Linked DNA regions of Homo sapiens: region 1 is linked to region 2. A link is an interaction called in ENCODE POLR2A ChIA-PET data of the cell type or tissue named here. Cell type or tissue: HepG2. All regions are shown on one strand. Each heading gives the region's core, and the rest is flanking DNA. Links, peaks and the distances in the headings are about the cores only. Region 1 holds the start of LOC105372563 (a long non-coding RNA gene). Region 2 holds the start of LINC00261 (long intergenic non-protein coding RNA 261).

Region 1 (2,905 bases), core at 243-2,742, 110 kb after region 2:
TCTTTTGTAGTTAAAGCTCATTAGGGCAAATTTACCACATAGTCCACACCTTAGCTGAACTTGGTCAGGAAGACATTTCCTTTTCCTTTTTTTTTTTAAAAAAAATCTCTCTTTCCCTCTTTCTCTCCCCCTCCCCCATTTTATCTCATTTTGGTGCTTATAGGTTTTTATTCTATAAACACTTTGCCGTCTTTGTGACACGGACTCATTCAGGACATGTTTACAGTACTTAATGACATCTCCCTGAGAAATAATGAGAATGCCTTTAAAGGTTGTCTTCCTCCCCGTGCGAGCAGAGGGACGCACGCCAGGCCTGCGAGATGAGAGCCGAGGGTCTGGCGGGGGGAAAATTGACTTAATTTCTTTTCACCACATGAAATGGAATGTCTGGGTGATCTGACCTAAATGCATGGCCTAAAACCAATTAATTCTGAATTGCGAATTTGTGAGCGCATCAAGTTGTGCATGGAATTTCCGATGAACCAGACAACGCATACCTGCCTTGTTTGCAAAATGTGGAGATTTTTGCACATAAATTTGCCTAATGGTCCATTATTAAAGTGCAGCTTCAGTCATATTGTACCTCAGCTCGCGGGAAGACGTGTAGTGGTTCCCCGTGCCCTTCCTGTGGAATTCAAGTCCTTGGTCTGTCTTGCCTGGCCCTTAGCAGTGTGGCCCCGGCCTCTCCTCAGTGTGGGTGAACTCCCCCTACGGGTCAGGGTCCTTTAATGCTGTCATCAGAGGGGACCTTACATCCTGCTGCAATGGCTCTGAAGCTAGGCTTACACTACAATCCCTATGCACAGGGGGTGAGGTGCCGAGCCACTGTCATCATGGAGTTTGGGAGAAAACGCGCAGCTCACCACCCCCAACCTGGCCTTGACGCTCCCACTGCCGTGCAGTTACTCATTCTCTTTTCTGTGCCTGTTAGATTAACGCTCATTTCATTGTAATCGGTTTAATTCACCTAATGTTCATTGAGACTACTGTGCATGTGACACCGATTTGTTTGTGGGAAACAAAAATTAACCAGACATAGCAGCTGCTTAAATGACCAAATTAGAAGAAGTTGGCAGGAAATATAAATAACTATAATAAACGTTTAATTTGGTGACTTACAATAGAGCTATAATTAAAACACTACGAAAACACATAGAAGGGAGCTTGGTATGTGTTTCTGCATGTGTGTGGTGGTGTGTGTGGTGGTGTATATGGTATGTGTGTGGTGGTGTATGTGTGTGTGGTGGTGTGTATGGTATGTATGTGGTAGTGTGGTGTGCATGTGTTGTGCAGGTTGTGTGTGTAGTATTAGTGATGTGTGTGTAGTGTGATGCATGTGTGCACGGGTGTGCTGTGGTGGAGATGTGTGTGTGTGGTGTGTATCTGGTGTGTGTGTTTGTCTGTGGGGTGGGGCGGGCTGGGTGCTAGCAGGCTTCCTGGGAGAGAAGAGTGGAGTCTGAGAAGTGGGTGTGGCATCTCTGAGGAGGCGGGGTGGAGAAAGGGTGAGGGTGGCTGCGCACACATACAAACACACTACCACACCCATGGTTGTGGGCTGAACTGTGCCCCACTCCACTTCTAAATGTTGAAGGCATAACCCTGGTACCTCAGAATGTGACCTTATGTGGAAAGAGGACCTTATGTCGTTGCAGATGTGTTTACTTAAGATGATGTCATAATGGAATAGGGTAGGCCCACTCCAAGGTGACAACATGCAGGGAGGACGCCATGTGCAACCGTGGGCAGAGGCCGGGCTGATGGGTCTACAAGCCCAGGAAAGTCCGAGATTGCCAGCAAAACACCAGAAGCTGGGGGGAGGCATGGAGTGGGTTCTTAGAAGGAACCCACCCTGCAACACCTACATCTCAGACTTCAGCCTCTGAAACTGTGAGACATAAAATTTTCGTGCTTTAACCCACCCAGTTTGTAGAATTTGTTACACAGCCATGGCAAACAAATGCACCCAATGTCTAAAAGTCCTTTGATTAACGACTCACAGTTATCCTTTGAAAATTCCCAGAATAAAATGCAAATGTCAAGACTCACAGGAGTCAAGATTCAAACCTTTTGTGTATTTTAAGCATCCACATTTCACTCTTTTTGTTAAAATAAGAAGAACCATTCCAGGTCCAACTGTCTTCTGCAGACCTTCTGTGTGGAATCTTTTCCTGGAGTTGGAATAGCAGACTTGGGGATGGTGCTGTGGGTTTGTTTGGTTTATTGTTGAAATCCCAAGAAAGAACTTTCATTTGCAGCTGGTAAGTTGGTCTGAAGTCCCTTTATCGTCACCTGACCCAAGGCACATTCACCCAGACCCCAGACTTAAGCTGGCTAAAAGTCAGCTGGACTCTTACCTACTTTGTTGTTCCAGGAAAATGTGTTTTGTTTTGTTTTTGGGTTGAGTTTCACTGACCCTTCTCTGCCTCCTCCCTGCTCTATTTCCTTTTGGAGGGAAAATTATTTCAGAGATTTGCTGGATTTACTCATGAAGACTCCACCAATAAATTCCTAACTCAAAAGATTAAAGACATTTATGTACAGCATACAAAAAGAAAAAATCTTGCTTACATCAGAGTCCTGCTGTTTGTATAGCTTAATCAAACAGAGAATAATGTTTGACAGACAAGGACTAACACAGACATTTTTTGTTTTCTAAAACAAGCCTCAATTACTCAAAAAATGTTGCCTGCTTGGTTGGCTTTAAATGTTTTGATCTCCTTCTGATTTATGGCAGTCCCATGTATAGAAATAGATCTCCCCTTAACCACCTGTAAGCAGGTGTATCCCTTTAAGCACAGTTGCTAGGACCTGGGATTCATTCATCAACTGCAACTACTTGGAACCAGAAGCATTCAGCATCTTTTATCACTGTGACCCAGTCAGCAGGTCTATTTCATTATAAATA
Region 2 (2,905 bases), core at 317-2,816:
AAAGGACGGCCAACGGCAGTGAAAACCAAGGCCGACAGCGCAAAGGGGAGTCTGGTGTTGGTTTTGCCCAGGACATCTGCTGGCTGGGCGAGGGCAGGATCAGTGTCGTCGCGGGTCAGGCAGACTTGGGAGCCACTCCCGCGCGCAGTGGCTTGCGGTGGGTAAAAACACTCCGAAAGCCTGGAGGCTAGGACTTTTTGCCTCAGGTTTCTAAGCTCAGGCTCCTTTTTTCAAGATTAGATCTTTGGGCTTCTTGACCATCCTAACCTGGAGTGTTCCAGCTACGCCCCAGACCTGGAGACTGTCTTTGAGTGCTACCTTGCTGGGGTCTCTGCCACCCCATCCCCCACCCCGCCGCCTTCCCCAACAAGCCTGGCCTTCCCACGCGCTTGAGGGGGGTTTGGCATCGCCTCCGCCTCCCACCCGCCACTGCCCCCCTCCCGCCACCAAATCCCTTTCTTAACATGCCACATTGTCCCGAAGAACACAAGGAAGAGAAATTGGGGAGGGGGGGATCCGGAGGCCACAGCCAGCAATCAGGCCGTCTCTCCTCCTAGCAAGGACACACACGTCGTGAGCCCGGCCTGAAATGTGTTTCATTATCACATAAAAGGCTCCCGTGGCGAAGGAGCCGAGAGGCAGGGCCGGGGGCCGAGTGGGGGACAATGGAGGCTGAAAGCGCTGCCCTAACCTGCTATGTTTCGTATGGCACGCCCATTGTGCGAGGGTCGTTTTAAACTACTTAGCGCGCCCCCCTTCACTGATCCCGGCCGATAAGATATAGTTCTGTCCGAATACATAAAAAGGATGTCGGGGAGCAGGCGCTTTCGGAGGCTTTTCTGTGCTTCTTGTGTCTTTCACGCCCCCCTCCCGCTTAAATCCCTCCCCTAGCCCGGGTTCCGAGATAACGAGCTCACAAATCGCCACTGCGCGCTTTCCCCAACTCTACTCATTGTGGGGTGCAGAGACTCTCCCCCCTCCTTTTTTTCCTTTTTTCCCCACGCTTTCCGCGCGCCGGTTTAAGCAACCATGATCTGTGAATAAACAAAGTCTGTAAACAACCGAAAAAAACATTCTAGATCCGAATTCCAGGAGGGTAAACTTTCCATGCCACGTCACACTTCAGCAAATTTGCACAGATATTATATTGCCTCCCCCCTCCTTTATTATTCTTTTTTTTTTTTTTTTGCCAGGATCCCATTGTACTTAACTGAATTTTATAACGCTGATCGATATCTTGGTAAAATATTCATTTTTAAACTAGCGGGCAGTGAAATCTTTGCTTTGTGTGCTAAAGTCAACAGTCGCTTGGTTTGAGCTCAAATAAATGCGGGGATGCCTCGGCTCGGAGCAGTCGGCCTCCTCCCTCCGCGAGCTGGACGCTCCGCAGCCCGCCCGCCAGCCGGCCCGCCGGCCGCCGCAGGTAGGGAGCGCGCCCACCCGGGGACCGCGCCCGGCTCCCCTCCTCAGCGTCCGCACCCCACTCCTGTCCGCTCACCGCCCCTCCCCCAGCCAGTCCTTCTCCCTTCCAGGGCTCGGACGCCCGGGCGGGCTTGGCTGGTGGTAAGCTCAGCCAACTGAGACTCAAGGCGTTGGGTTTTTTTGCAGGGGGTTCGGAAAGTGCATGACTTGGAAGGATGAGGGGTCGTAGAGTTGCAAACTCAGACCGCTTAGGCTCTGAGCTCAGTTAGAGGAGTTTGGTAGGGCCCCGAGGAAGCCACACAGGCCCCTCGAGCGGCTCGGGTCTGGGGATTCGATCTGAGAGCAGCATGTTTCCAGAGAACAGTGGAGGGTGGGGTGTGGGGAACCCCCTTGGCCCCAGAATCTAGTGTGGGGGTCAGCAGAAAATGATGTGCGTGGTGCATGGGAGTTTGAAGAGGCTGAGGCCGGAGCATGGTGACGCCCTCCCCTTGGCGCGCAGGGGTTCGAGTCCAGTCTCAACTCTTTCTCGGACACAGGCAGGCCGAGGAGACGATGGGGATCGTCATCAAGCAGCAGCAGGGGAGGGGCCGCGCCTTTCTAAGAGGCGAGTGAACCTTAGCTCTGGCTGCAGGAAGCGGCTGGTGGCCTTTTGCGCACAGCCGTGCTTGGCGGCAGGCAGGTTGGGGAGCCTCTGGGGTTACGAGCTGGGTCCAGGAGAGAAAGTCAGAAAGCAGACGCAGGGCCATTTATCATCGCATTCTCCCTGCAACCCAGTCGCCGATTTCCCCCCTTCCACGGGCAGGAGCACGCTCGCGCGTGCCGGGCTTGCCCTCGGGAATTCCGGAGGACGCGAGTTTGTAGGACCCAACAGAACCAGCCGCGTCTTTCCGCCGCCTGCGGAAAGGCGTGGACCTCGGAAAAATAGTAGTTCTGCTGCTGCCCCTTGAAACCTCATAAAGTTGTATTTCCCCAGGTGTCTACCAGCGCCCCCCCCCAATCCCTGCCCCCACGCCAGATCCACATTCTCTCTGGGGTCTTTTCTTTAAACGCCTGGGTAGCAGGCACTGTGAGAGGCCCGTGCCTGGCTGGGTTACTTTGGGTCTTTGGTCTGATGCGACAGGGAACTGGCACATGGAAATTGCCCACCACCCCCGACCGGAAAGCTTTTCCCATCTGCGCCGCAGTCACCAGACTTCGAACCCAAGTGGGCAGAAATCTGTTTCGTTGTTCAGCAGGGTCAGTGTTATGTAGTCACCTTCCTGTGTGGGGACCCTTGGTGGCCCCTCCTCTCCTTCCCTGGTGCCTTGGGCTGTGCGCCCGTGTCCACCGCACCCGAAGCCTGCTGGGGAGCGCGCCCGCCGCCCTCCGAGCCCCGGCTCGCCTCGGGTGGCTGGTTATCTTCGCTGAACATGATGGGACGCCTGCAGGACACACGGCAAGGCTAATCGTTTTTAAATAATTAATGCCTCCCGTTCCGCTGGTA

Evidence for each region. ChIA-PET counts read pairs that join two places held together with the same protein. Peaks named below come from ENCODE experiments on the same cell type or tissue, not always from the same donor. Only the 100,000 strongest peaks of a DNase experiment are listed, where the experiment ranks them.
Region 1: POLR2A ChIA-PET joins it to region 2 with 10 read pairs; 4 of 35 experiments call an interaction of 5 or more read pairs at or near these places.

What each region holds. Positions count from the first base shown.
Region 1 is chr20:22,470,362-22,473,266 of GRCh38, reverse strand. It overlaps LOC105372563 (a long non-coding RNA gene), which reads left to right and starts at 1,729. Exons shown (of 3, transcript XR_001754711.1): 1 at 1,729-1,887. In HepG2, for the core only: a CTCF peak has its summit at 719; DNase peaks (open chromatin) are centred at 716, 1,646 and 2,586.
Region 2 is chr20:22,577,028-22,579,932 of GRCh38, reverse strand. LINC00261 (long intergenic non-protein coding RNA 261) reads left to right here and starts at 1,291. Exons shown (of 4, transcript NR_001558.3): 1 at 1,291-1,423. RefSeq lists enhancers at 1-532, 533-1,488, 1,489-2,444. In HepG2, for the core only: no CTCF peak of the experiment used is centred there; DNase peaks (open chromatin) are centred at 1,262, 2,022 and 2,602; H3K4me3 peaks cover 1,952 bases.